Linked DNA regions of Homo sapiens: region 1 is linked to region 2. Evidence: read pairs that join two places in POLR2A ChIA-PET (ENCODE). Cell type or tissue: PC-9. All regions are shown on one strand. Each heading gives the region's core, and the rest is flanking DNA. Links, peaks and the distances in the headings are about the cores only. Region 1 holds the start of NEFH (neurofilament heavy chain). Region 2 overlaps LOC102723305 (a long non-coding RNA gene).

Region 1 (5,000 bases), core at 1-5,000, 72 kb after region 2:
GGGGCAAGACCCCTTCGTTGTACAGATGGAAAAACAAGGGTGGGAGGACACAGCTTGTCCAAGGTCATTCGACCAGCAAACTGCCTAGCTGACCCCAGTGTGCAGAAGCTGGCTCGGGTGACACCCATCATTTCCCCCCACCCCACACAGGGGCCAGCTCTCTCAACTTCATGCCCAAGCCCTCCTACGGTACCCCCACTGTAGGTTCTCTGCCCCTCAAACTCAGCCCAGCTTTCTCCTGCCTGTTCAGGGGACCTTCTGCCCGCTTCGCTGAGGGTCCGTCCCCTTTACTGGGGCTGGCAGCAGGGTCTCCCATCTCCTCTCTCGGGGGCCACTGCAGACTTTTTAGAGAACGCCTTGCCTCCCCCCAACCCCACCCATCCGGGGTTCCCTCTCTCCATCCTCTGCAGTGTCTCCCATACCCCCATTCAGGGTAGCCTTGCTATTCTCCCCAACTCCAGGTCCCCCTTCATCTATTCCGGGGCTGGCCGCGGAGTTTCCTGAGCGCTCTCCAAGTGGGTCCTCTAGATGTTAGGAGAACACTGTACCTCCCCCGGTCAGGGGTCTCCTGTCTCCGTTCTATGGAGCGTCCATGCTCCCATTCAGGACTGCCTTGCTCCCTCCTCTGTTCCGGGGCTGGCTGCACAGTCTCTGCACCCCCTATCCTGAAAGCCTCTCTTAACTATTTGGAAAGCCTCGTGTCCTGTCTCATACAGGGATCCCCTCATCCTAATGACTGCAATCTTCCATTGCTCCATCCCGAGGGCATCCTGCCCCTATTCCCATCAGGTTTCTCCTTGTCCTCTCCCTGTTTCAAGTCCCCTTTCTTATTCCGAACACACTCGCAGGCTCTTCCGACGCGCACCCGGGGGTCCTCACTGGCCCACTCCGGGAGTCCTCTGCCCGCTTCCCCGACCTCGAGGGTCTCCTCTGACGCAGCGTCGATTCCCCTTCCCTCCTCGGTCCCCTGCCCCGCCCCTCTCACTGCGGCGGAGCCGGTCGGCCGGGGGGCCGCAGGGGAGGAGGCGGAGAGGGCGGGGCCCTCCTCCCCACCCTCTCACTGCCAAGGGGTTGGACCCGGCCGCGGCGGCTATAAAAGGGCCGGCGCCCTGGTGCTGCCGCAGTGCCTCCCGCCCCGTCCCGGCCTCGCGCACCTGCTCAGGCCATGATGAGCTTCGGCGGCGCGGACGCGCTGCTGGGCGCCCCGTTCGCGCCGCTGCATGGCGGCGGCAGCCTCCACTACGCGCTAGCCCGAAAGGGTGGCGCAGGCGGGACGCGCTCCGCCGCTGGCTCCTCCAGCGGCTTCCACTCGTGGACACGGACGTCCGTGAGCTCCGTGTCCGCCTCGCCCAGCCGCTTCCGTGGCGCAGGCGCCGCCTCAAGCACCGACTCGCTGGACACGCTGAGCAACGGGCCGGAGGGCTGCATGGTGGCGGTGGCCACCTCACGCAGTGAGAAGGAGCAGCTGCAGGCGCTGAACGACCGCTTCGCCGGGTACATCGACAAGGTGCGGCAGCTGGAGGCGCACAACCGCAGCCTGGAGGGCGAGGCTGCGGCGCTGCGGCAGCAGCAGGCGGGCCGCTCCGCTATGGGCGAGCTGTACGAGCGCGAGGTCCGCGAGATGCGCGGCGCGGTGCTGCGCCTGGGCGCGGCGCGCGGTCAGCTACGCCTGGAGCAGGAGCACCTGCTCGAGGACATCGCGCACGTGCGCCAGCGCCTAGACGACGAGGCCCGGCAGCGAGAGGAGGCCGAGGCGGCGGCCCGCGCGCTGGCGCGCTTCGCGCAGGAGGCCGAGGCGGCGCGCGTGGACCTGCAGAAGAAGGCGCAGGCGCTGCAGGAGGAGTGCGGCTACCTGCGGCGCCACCACCAGGAAGAGGTGGGCGAGCTGCTCGGCCAGATCCAGGGCTCCGGCGCCGCGCAGGCGCAGATGCAGGCCGAGACGCGCGACGCCCTGAAGTGCGACGTGACGTCGGCGCTGCGCGAGATTCGCGCGCAGCTTGAAGGCCACGCGGTGCAGAGCACGCTGCAGTCCGAGGAGTGGTTCCGAGGTACGCAGGCGCGCGGGTGGGGGGAGGGGCGCCCCTGCTGACCCCGCAGCGAACTTTTGGGCTGCGTGACCCAAGGGGGCGCTGCCGGACTGCGCGTGGAGTGGCGCGCTGCTCACCTTCCCTCTGCAAAGTGCATGCCCCTAGTTAAATCGCAGTTTTACTCTGGGTCTCTTGTGGGACGCCCCAACTCTGGGTTGTCCTTCGGTTCCCCCTTTCCAGGTTCTTTACGGCTGTACTTCAACTCTGGGCCCCCTGCTGCTCTCTACCCCAAGCTTAGGCGACCCCACTCTGAGATCCCTCCCCCGTCAAGAAAAAAACAAGTTTCCTCTACAGGAAAAAAGTGGTGCAGGATTCTGGTCTGCAAGCGCTGGAGACTCTTAGCCCTTCTAAGTAGCAAGGCTTCCCCGCCAATGCTGCCATGCCCTCTCCTACACCCCGCAAGAAACTCTATTCCTCTCACCCCTACCAGGCTCCTTCCCACTACCTGCTCAGTGCTTAACGTTCCTACCTTAAATCTTCCACGTGGGGGTGGGTCAGGACCTTTTCGCATCCTTTCTTCCTAGAGGGAACCATTACTACAGTCAGTTGTTGCCTGTGGCGGAGGTGGCTGGTGGGCCCTTTCATGTTTTAATGTCCCCTTTCTCCTTTAGGGAAGCTGGGAGCCTCCCAAGTCTGCCCCTCCCCCAACTCCTTGCAGCCCTGAGTCAGCTAGATTGCGCTGCCCTGAGGCTGTGCCCAGCAGCTGCAGGGTGACCTTGACCAACACTTGCCCTCTCTGGTTTTCATTTCTTTTTGAGTTGAAAGAGGAGGGTAGATCAACTGGGCTGCTTAATCCGGGGAGTTCCATGATGTCTCACGAAACTGTCTGTAAAACTTTGCGTTGTTTTTGAGAGAGAGGGCAGAGGCTTCAGTGATTTTCCAAAAGCATCTGTGATCGACAATAGTTGAGAATCTCCAACCACCTGGATGGTTTCTAAGTCTTTGCCAGCACTAGCAGGGAAAGCTGGGATTTTGATGCATAGCTTTTTCTGTTCCTTTTCCACTCCTCTGCAGAGCAGAACCATCCCCTCCTCCATCTCCGCAGCAAGGCCCCTCCCTGCGCAAACCTCTTTTGGGTTTGCCAGTCGTAGGGGCAGACGTCCCAGGATTGTACTGGCCCACTCAGCTGGCTTCCTTCCTCCCCGCCAAGACTTGTGCCCTGAGTGCCACTATCTGGGGATTCAGGATGTTCACTTTTACGAGCTAAAGACCAGTCTCCAGACCTCCACTGCCTCTGGAAGGTTTCCTGGGAACCACGAGCGGGTTGCTGGCGGGGGCCGGGGTGTGGCTACCAATGCTCAGGGGCAATGCTCAGCTAGGTGGAGAAAGGGACAGGGGTTGGCACCCAGGCCACGGGCTCTGCACTGACCTTGGACTGTGCGCAGAAACCTGTAAGGAAGGGACCATGGCTACAAGGTGACCTGATTGCTCACGGTACCCTCATGCCTCCTAAAGGTCACAAGCTCATTAACTTGTTCAGCCACAAACCTGCAGCCTCCAGCTCAGTGTTAAGCCCCATGGGCCAGGTATCACATCTGAACCACCAGCACTGCCAGGCCCTTGCTAGGGAGCTGGACCAGGCATTAGGACCAGGGTTTCCTCTGCCCTGCAGGGTTTTTGGATCCCACACTGGGGGAGACAGAGCATGATCTTTGGGGATTTGAGTCCCAGCTCTGCCACTCACTAGCTGGGTGGCCTTGGGGAGTAGTCACTTGCCTTTATCTCACAGGACAGAGTGAGTCAAGCATACAGGATGGTGTCTGGCACACGCAGTAGGTCAATCCACATGTGTCACCTTCAAAATCTGGGCATTAGGCCGGGCGTGGTGGCTCACACCTGTAATTCCAGCTCTTTGGGAGGCCGAGGTGGGCGAATCATGAGGTCAGGAGTTCAAGACCGCCTGGCGAATGTGGCAAAACCCCATCTCTACTAAAAATACAAAAAATTAGCTGGGCGTAGTGGCAGGTGCCTGTAATCCCAGCTACTCGGGAGGCTGAGGCAGGAGAATCGCTTGAACCCAGGAGGCGGAGCTTGCAGCGAGCTGAGAGTGCACCACTGCCCTCCAGCCTGGGCGAGAGCGAGAATCCGTCTCAAAAAAAAAAAAAAAGAAAAAGAACAAAGAAAAAAATCTGGGCATTAGAACCCAGTCCAGGTGTGTCTAACCCTGTGCCCTGCTACCTTCTCCCCCAGTGAGGCTGGACCGACTGTCGGAGGCAGCCAAGGTGAACACAGACGCTATGCGCTCAGCGCAGGAGGAGATAACTGAGTACCGGCGTCAGCTGCAGGCCAGGACCACAGAGCTGGAGGCACTGAAAAGCACCAAGGACTCACTGGAGAGGCAGCGCTCTGAGCTGGAGGACCGTCATCAGGCCGACATTGCCTCCTACCAGGTGGGCAGGGGCAAGGCAGACAGCCAGACTGCCTTACCTGATTGGGTAGCCCTGGACAAGTTACTGTCCCTCACTGAGTGGGGTTGTAGTGGTTAAGATTGTGGCCCTTGGAGTCAGACATACCAGCACTTTCCAGCTGTGTGACCCTAGGAAAGTTATCTAATTCTCTGAATCTGAGTTCCTTTCCAGCCATGAAAAAAAAAAAAAAAAAAAAGCCTGCTTTGCAGAGCTGGAAAGATTAAAGAGATAGACTTTTATTTATTTATTTATTTATTTATTTATTTATTTATTTTGAGATGGAGTCTCACTCTGTTGCCCAGGCTGGAGTGCAGTGGCATGATCTCAGCTCACTGCAACCTCTGCCTCCTGGGCTCAAGAGATTCTCGTGCCTCAGCCTCCCGAGTAGCGGGGACTACAGGTGCATGCCACCACACCTGGCTAACTTTTGTATTTTTAGTATTGACAGGGTTTCACCATGTTGGCCAGGCTGGTCTCAAACTCCTGGGCTCAGGCAATCCTCCCA
Region 2 (9,253 bases), core at 4,254-9,253:
TATGCATTGTTAGTAAAAGAAATATCTGAATATCCCTGCCATGGAAGAAAGAAACAGAGGGAGAAAAGAGAGTTGGTAGGTCCTAGCATTTCAGAACTGGGAAGGATGAGTTCAGTCCCTATTTTATAGACAAGGAAGGGAAAGTGTGATGTGTCCTAGGGTTTCATTCAAGTCACAGTCATCACGCTTTATCGAGAGTGGGACCAGGGCTCTAGGAGTTGCTATGGTCAAGTTGAAGACAAAAACTAACACTTGTAAGACAGGAGAGAAGCATTTACTTACAAAGCAGTCCGAAATTTGTGTATAACTACATTTGGTGAGCAAACGAAAGCTGCCAGACTCAGAAAAACAGAGATGCTAATGGAACTGACTTTAGTAACCAGGGTTTTCCATTGAGTTCATTGCCCGGGGTGACTTCCAATAACAACCCCCGCCCCCCTGCACTTTTCTCAGGACTGGAAAGCTCAGGCAGCCCAGGACGAATAGTGCAGTCACCACAGAGGGACAGGGTGGCCACAAGGTGGGCAGCAGCAGGGAGGTGTGAGCCATTGGTTGGGTCTGTGGGGTCGGCCATTGTGAGCCACTAGCCTGACTTGGTTGTTTCCTGGTAACCAGGTGACATAGGAGGCTTTGTGGGTACTAGCCATTGGGCAGGGCCAGCAGCCTTCAGTAGCTGGTAGTGGAAGGAGGAGCTCTGACTACACTCTCACGACTGTTTTTTGCCTCTTGGTTCTTGTTATGTCCCTTTCTTTTTGAAATAAGACAGAAGGTCCCCACCTTCATAGACATAGAGAGATCCCATCTTATTTGTTTTTAAAAATAAATTGAAAAGTGAGGCGGAGCCTTGTGAGGATGATGGGAGAGGGCTTCCAGAGAGGAATTTCTTCTTTGGAATTCCTGAAATGGGAACAAACTTGTTTTGGGAAAAGGACAGAAAGACACAAAGGTGGCTGCAGCAGAGTGAAATGAATATGATGGGCTAAGGCCTCGTACACGTAGTGAGCATTGACAAAGAATATGGACTTTAGTTGAGATGGGAAACCACTGGAGGATTACAGCCTGGGGATTACTGTTAATTCTCCAAGAAGAAGACTGACCAGCGGCTGTGTGAGAATGTCCTGTAATGCAGGCAAGGGTGGAAGCAGGGAGACCAGCTAGGAGGCTGGTGGCGAAGTGCAGGTGAGAGTCAACAGTGAACAGACAGACGATCATGACCTGAAATAGGCTGACTTGAGAATCTCTAGAGTCAAGTGATCCTAAAAGTAGGTAATAAAGTGATAAATAGAGAAGTCACAGAAAAAGAAATGCAGACGATCCTTAAACACATCTTCACACATAAGAGAAAGGCAAATGACAACTATACTGCAGTGTCTCTCCTATTAAGTGAAATTCCAAAAACGTGGCAATACATTCTTTGGTTTGGCTGTAAGGAAAGTTGCATGCATATATTGCTGGTGGAAATGCAAAATGGCTCGACTCCACGAAGGGGAATTTGGCACAATCTCACAACCTTGCAAATGCATTTAAACCGGAAATCCTACTTTGAGGCATTTTATCCCGAGGGTATACTCCATAAATATGAAACAACCTATGCACAAAGTCCTTGTTGCATTATTTTCAATAGCTCAATATTGGAAATAACTGAAATGTCTAGTAAGGGACTAGTAAAATTAACTGGTACTTCCACCTAAAGGAGAACTATGGAGCTGTAAACAAGGGTAAGATGTCATTTTACTGCTATGGAGTGATTCCCAAGATAGGTTACACAGAAAAGCAAAAAGGGAGAACATGCGGTAACATACATGAAAGAAAGCAGGGGGAATAATGTGTGATTATTAAAACAAACAAAAAAACAACGCTGGGGAATTCTTGATGCTGACCTGTGACTGTTTTCTCCTTAACTTCAGTGGGTAGCCAAAGTGCGTGTTTTCTCAAAATGTTATTTTGCTATGGGTTTTCCAAAGGATGTTAACTGTTTACTTTTCACCCAGAAGCTTTGCTTTGTAATTGATTGTGCATTATGTAGTAAATAGACTGCTCTTGCATTTTATTTGATCCTCTCAATGTTTTAAGTTAGGTGTAATATGAGAATTTTCCTTGTGTCACATATGAGAAGGCTGGTTCTAATAAGTATAAAGTGAGTTTTTCAAGGTTTGAAAAAATAAGAGTCAGATCAAGAATGTAAATTCTAGACATGGCATATAAAACTAGAATTTATTACAAGGTGCATATGAGCTGCTTTGAATACTACCTCTTTTAAAAAAAATTTCCTTTAGTTTATTAAAGTAGTTAAGCCTCAGGATTAAAACAGTAACATTAGATAATGAGAAATAAAATGGAGATACTTGTAACTCAGTAATGCTTTTTATCTTTAAGAGACAGGGTCTTGCTTTGTCACCCAGGCTGGAGTGCAGTGGCCTGATCATAGCTCACTGCAGCCTCAAACTCCTTGGCTCAAACAATCCTCCCACATAAGTCTTCCACGTACCTAGGTAAACAAGAGCTCACTACCACACCTGGCTAATTTTTAAAACATTTTTTATAGAGAAGAGGTCTCACTATGTTGCCCAGGCTGGTCTCAAACTTCTGACCTCAAGCAATCCTCCTGCCTTAGCCTCCAAAAATGTCAGGATTACAGCCATGTGCCAGGACACCTAGCCCAGAAATGTTCCTAAAACTCTGAAAAATGAAGTTAAATGCTATTAACAAATCTATAAATGGATAAAAATATACTATGATATATCAAATGTCACAGCTCAGTCATGGTCACAACATTGATTAAAACGTTAAACAGTTTAGGCAAGTCTGAGAACTGAGAGGGAAGTACAGGATTGCTTTGGAAGCCAGAATTAGGATTGTCGGAGCAGGGAAAGCAGAAGCAAGGCGTGAGTGTGCACAGGACTGGGGGACGCAGCAGCTCCATGGTATGCTGTGTGTCCTCTTACATGGCAGGCCACCTCCAGGCCAGCAGATGAGAATCACCTGATGGGTGATTTAGGTAAAATCACCCAAAATAGAGTGGATTTAGGTAAAATCCCAGACTGTGCATCATAACTGAGAGACTTTAAATGTTTGTCTTATGGGGCATAAAGCTAATCAAAGTGAAGACGCAGGGATAATAGAGCAGGTGAGTAAATGCAGTAAGCCACCTGCCACCTCTCCAGGGCATCAACCATCCCAAAGAAATATTGGGGCAGCAGGATTTGACAAAGCTTTTGAGAAGAGCTCTCAGTTCAGGGTCCAGGGCATGATCTAGAGGACTCAGATGTTCCTGGATCTCTGTCCCCAGGGAACCAACTACATTCTTGCCCCACATCTTCATGCCTCACTGTGGTAACTCTGGGCAAGTCACTCAAAACGTCTAAGTTTTAATTCATTGAATTGGAAAATACGGGTTGTAGCCCCTGCTCTGCCCGTCCCTCGGGGCTAATGTGGGGATCAAAGAAATAACACATCTCGGCCGGGCGCGGTGGCTCACGCCTGTAATCCCAGCACTTTGGGAGGCCGAGGCGGGTGGATCACGAGGTCAGGAGATCGAGACCATCCTGGCTAACAAGGTGAAACCCCGTCTCTACTAAAAATACAAAAAATTAGCCGGGCGCGGTGGCAGGCGCCTGTAGTCCCAGCTACTCGGGAGGCTGAGGCAGGAGAATGGCGTGAACCCGGGAAGCAGAGCTTGCAGTGAGCCGAGATTGCACCACTGCAGTCCGCAGTCCGGCCTGGGGGACAGAGCGAGACTCCTTCTCAAAAAAAAAAAAAAAAAAAAAAAAAAAAAAATAAAAAAAAAGAAATAACACATCTCTTTCATGAGCTGGAAAGCATCATGCCCATGGAAACAGTGAAGTCACCTTCCACCCTCCCCTGCCCGGGAGCCATACACGCTCCCTCTCTGTATTCTATACACTACCAAGTATCTGGATTATTCTTCCAGACATTGAATGATTGAACACTGTTGGGCATTTACAACTCATGAGTCTTCTTAAGCCTTTATCTGTATCTCATCCTTTTTAGCCCTATAGATCTTAGTAGGTCTATAGCAGAGATCTACTAACATTCCCACATCTCAGAATAGGGAACTGAGGCACAGAGGGGTTCATTTCACTCTCCCAGGTATGTGCAGATTCTAAGTAGCATTTGAACCCAGGCCATTCTTGGTGACTTGGATCTGCTGCTTTTCTATATTGTCTCATCTAAATAAAGGTATCTGCCTGCACAGTCTGTTTTAAGTGCAACAAACCTTGCAAAATCTTCCTAGAACCCAAATCTAATTCAGGTAGAGTTGAAAAGCAGACGGTGCAAACCGGGATCAAAACTTTCATCTGTGAATAAGTTTTTACTAATTTCTCTGCTATCCTCTGCCAGCAACATGTCAAGCACTGTCTTTATTATAATACATTTCCTGGAATCTATAAGAAGTCTGCTCTACCTTGCAGGTTTGGACGCCCGCTCCAAGCGCTGGTTAAAAATAATATGGAGACGGCACGGGATTTGGCCTCTAGAAAATATAGGTAATGTGGAAATTAAATCATTAAGTTCATTTAAGCAAATAATTCCAGTTTATTCATTCAGTGCTCCATATTAGAGAAACTCAGTAAATGCTATGTCATGTTCTTCATTTATTTCATTTGTGCCAATTTAAATGCATTAAATCAATGGTAGATGATACAACTACACAAGTAAAGTAATATTGACAAGTTAGAGTTGTTCTTTTGTGTGTGTGTGTGTGTGTGTGTGTGTGTGTGTGTGTGAGAAAAGGTCTCATTTGTCACCCAGGAGTGCATTGGTGCAATCACAACTCACTGCGATCTTGACCTCCCCAGGTTCAGGGGATCCTTCCACCTCAGCCTCCCAAGTAGCTGGCCATAAGGCACGTGCCACTATACCAAGCTAATTTTTTTTTTTTCGTAGAGATGGGATTTCACCATGTTGCCCAGGCTTAGTTCAACTTTGATAGTAAAGGACATCTCAAATATTTAGACATTTGCTTTCAGTTTAGTCAATTATGAATACAGCTATTATAAACCTTCCTGTGTCTTGTTTGGAAACACAATTTTTAAAATGTAACTGAGGAAATACTTAGGATTATGATTACTTGCTTGTATGGTAAGACTACATTTTTCTTTGTAAGAATTTCAGTAGAATTTACCAGTGAAATCATCTGAATATACTGTTTTAGTTTTTTGAAAAGATATTAATCATTGATTTAATTTCTAAAATAAATATAGGCCTATTCAGATGATCTATTTCTCCTGAGTTTTGGTCTTCTAAAATAGATTTTAACAGTTAGCCCATTTCATCTACTGTATCCAATTGTGAGCACAGATGTGTTCAGGATATTCCTTTATTATTTACTATTTTTTGATTTGACTCTTCTTAAACAGATATTATTAGTATACTGTGACTTCTTTCTTTCCTTTGTGGGTAGCCAAGGTAGAGGTTTATCAATGTTACTGATCTTTTCAAACAACTGACTTTTGGTTTTGTTGATTTTCTCTGAGGATTTTCTGTTTCCTATTCCATTGTATTCTGCAATCGTTATTTATTTTTCCTCTGTTCTATATCACACTGCTGTTTTTCTCTCATTGCCCAAGTTGAAGCTAAGATTATGAATTTAGACATTTCTCATTATTGACACAGCATCCTGAATGTAACTCATTGAATGTAATCTCATTAAAATGCACACTTAATAATTAAAATGATAAATATGCATGCTTCACTACAATTTGAAAAACACAACAGGGTAGATGATCAATGTAGTGGCAGGATATGTAGATCCACAGAAGTTAAATGATCTTGTAACATTTCATAAAATTGGGGATTTGCCTGGACCTTCAAATGGGGAGGAGGTGTGATGAGATGCTGTCGCTGAACCATACAGTGCCTTTCTGTATTAAACTGTTCTTAAGGTGACATTGATGAGGTTGCCCTAGCTGGAAAGCCAAGGCTCTTTCATTTCTTTCTGCCCCTCTTCTTTGCCTTCCTTCAACACCAAGGAGAATGGTCCAGCAGCAGCTCAGTCCATGCCTGTCAACCGCCCACCTCCACACTCCAGACCCAGTCCATATCCCCCAAGGCTCCTTGTGGGATTCCTCAGCAGCACCAATGCACTGACTGTCACTCTATGTTCTCCTAGGTCCCATTGAAGATGTGCAGGCGTCTGCACACGGCGGTGTGGAGGAGAATATGACATCAGATATTGTAAGATGTATTTCTTTCTCTGGAAGAGAAATGCTTTTTGTTTTTTCTGGGGCTTCTAGAATATCAAGTGAGTATCATTTTTGACTGCCATCATGATTCAGGCCTCAGTGTCATGGACTCTAGCGACCGGTCACTGGAGGTTATGACCAGCTGAGGCCTGATTGAAAATGGCAGTCAAAGGACGGCATCACTTACAAACTGTTTGGTAGTGAGTGTATTTCTCAGTAGCAACCTTTTCTCCTTGAAAAATAATTTTGTATTTGCCAGCCAACATAGACTTGCTAAATATTCCAAAAAACCCACTGCATGTTCCACAAGCATCCTCTATGCTTTATTTGGGGGCCAGTGACTTGATCACTGTTTCACATCCGGTTTTTTATTTCACCAAGTGAATAAAGGCCTTTGCCAACAGAACCCAGCATGATCTGATCCTCATGGTGTTTTTTTTTTCTCTTATTGCAGAGAAAGTCGAAAGCCCAGCGTCAAGTCTGTACATATACTTTTTTTTTTAAACAGCTTTATTTAGACATAGTTGACATGCAAAACAACTCACCCATTTAAAGTACGTGATTCAGCGTTTTTACTATATTTACACGGTTGTGCAACCATTGTTACAATCTCATCTTAGAACCTCTTTATTCCCCCCTCAAAGAAACCCCACTAGTAGTCACTCCTGTTTTTCCCATCTCCCATGCCCCTGGATCTAGGCAGCCACAAATGTACTTCCTGTTTCTATAGTACAGTGCTTTTCTGTATTAACCGGTTCTTAAGGTGACTATTTCGCATTGATGAAGTTGCTCTAGCTAGAAAGCCAAGGCTCTTTCATTTCCTTCTGCCCTTCTCCTTTGCCATCCTTCAACACCAAGGAGAATGGTCCAGCAACAGCTCGGTCCAAGCTTGTCAACCGCCCACCTCCACACACTCCAGCCCCGGTCCACATCCCCCAAGGCTCCTTGTGGGATTCCTCAGCAGCACCAATGCACTGACTGTCACTATGTTCTCCTAGATTTGGTCGAAGATCTCAGTGAATACCCATCTGTCCATCTTGAAGACCTCATGACACCGGAGATGGTAAGATGCATTTCTCTGTCTGGAACAGAAATGTTTTTTCTGGGCCCTCTTGCCTTATTAATGAAATGAAGATATAAAAATCTGACCATGTATATTATAGAAGACAAATACAATTTTTTTGTTGGCTGGAACATCAAGGGAATATCATATTTGATTGCCGTCATCCACCAGGTCTTGGTTGATCATGGACTCTAGCGACTGTCACTGGAGTTTATGACCAACTGAGGCCAGTTGGATGATGGTAGTCAAAAATGAGCGCATCACTTACAAATTATCTGGTAGTGAGCATATTTCTCAGTAGCAACTTTTTCTTCTTGAAAAATAATTTTGTATTTGCCAGCCAACAAAGACTTGCTAAATATTCCATGAAAACCCATTGCCTTTTCCACAAGCATCGTCTATGCTTCATTCGGGGGGCCAGTGACTTGATCACTGTTTGACATGTTGTTTTCTACTGTCACCAAGTGAATAATAGACCTGTGCCAACAGGGCCCAGCATGATCTAATCCTCATGGCGTTTTCCTTTCTCCTATTGTAGGCAAAGGAGAGACGCGAAGATTACCTCTGTAAGTATATCTATATATATATATAGATATATATATAGTAGATATATATTTGTAGATATATATATCTATATATATAGATCTATATATATGTAGATATATATCTATATATAGATATATATATGTAGATATATAGATCTATATATAGATATATATGTAGATATATATATCTATATATATAGATATATATATTGTAGATATATATCTATATATATAGATATATATATTGTAGATATATATATCTATATATAGATATATATATCTATATATAGATATATATATTGTAGATATATATCTATATATAGAGAGATATATATTGTAGATATATATATCTACTATATATAGAGATATATATTGTAGATATATATATTGTAGATATATCTATCTATATATAGATATATATAGATATATCTATCTATATATAGATAGATATATTGTAGATATATCTATCTATATATATATTTTTTTGAGACAAAGTCTTGTTCTTTTCCCCTAGGCTGGGTTAACATGGCACAATCTCGGCTCAATGAACCCATCAGCTCCCAGGTTTGAGGACTTCTCCGGCTTCCGCATCCCGAGTAGCTGGGATTACGGACGCCTGCCACCACACCCAGCTCAAATCATTTTATGAATGCATATTTCCATCTGGGTGAAAAAAAAATCACAAGCCTCTCTCTCTTCCTACTGAGCACCTGTGAACAGTGACCTGCAGTTTGTGGCTGCAGCCAGTCCTCATGGAGCCTGCTGTTCTTACATTTCATTCTGAGGCTCACATTCTCAGTCACCATGCAGAAGAACACCCGCCCCATCCTGGGTCATTACAGAGTGGGCCAATCCATCTGCTGCATCTGAGGAGCTGGGTCCAGCTTCTACGGTGAATCCATATATTTCTGTATTTCCTGGATAAGGAAGAGGAAAGGAGCTGAGCTGGTGGAGGAAGAAGATCTAATATTAACTGACTCCTTATTTTGTACCAGGTACTGTGTTAGTTACATATTTTATCTCATGTAATTCTTACCAAATAGTAAGGGGGTTGGGAGTGATGGAGACAATATTGATATTATCTCCATTTTAGGGTGAGAAAATGAAGGCTCAGAAAGGTTATATAACTTGCCCAAGGTCACTCAGCTGCTGAGAGCCAGGATATGAAACAGAAGTTTTACATTAGAAGCGTTCAAATTTATTTTCAATTTCCCTGCTCCATTCTGAATAGGTATTGGCATTTACCCTTGGGCTATGTAGAACAAGTGCTTTGTCACCAAAACACCTATTGTGAACTCTTTCTGCCCTAGTAGGATTCATGCATTTTATCTTCTTCAAAGTAAAAACCTTTAAGAGCCAGGAATCTGCCACACTGACTCTCAACTTAAATCTCAGCCACTTTTACCTTAAAATTCAGACTTGTGTAGATATCTCTAGAA

What was found. Peaks named below come from ENCODE experiments on the same cell type or tissue, not always from the same donor. Only the 100,000 strongest peaks of a DNase experiment are listed, where the experiment ranks them.
Region 1: POLR2A ChIA-PET joins it to region 2 with 8 read pairs; 3 of 35 experiments call an interaction of 5 or more read pairs at or near these places.

The regions. Positions count from the first base shown.
Region 1 is chr22:29,479,098-29,484,097 of GRCh38, forward strand. NEFH (neurofilament heavy chain) reads left to right here and starts at 1,121. Exons shown (of 4, transcript NM_021076.4): 1 at 1,121-2,048; 2 at 4,278-4,477. The coding sequence starts at 1,166. RefSeq lists an enhancer at 2,143-2,997. In PC-9, for the core only: no CTCF peak of the experiment used is centred there; a DNase peak (open chromatin) is centred at 1,984; H3K4me3 peaks cover 1,820 bases.
Region 2 is chr22:29,402,370-29,411,622 of GRCh38, forward strand. It overlaps LOC102723305 (a long non-coding RNA gene), which reads right to left. Exons shown (of 4, transcript XR_007068059.1): 3 at 8,587-8,731; 4 at 6,699-7,288. It also overlaps a transcript of RFPL1 not described here. Among named protein-coding and RNA genes, the nearest start is that of AP1B1, 18 kb to the left of the region's middle. In PC-9, for the core only: no CTCF peak of the experiment used is centred there; no DNase peak of the experiment used is centred there.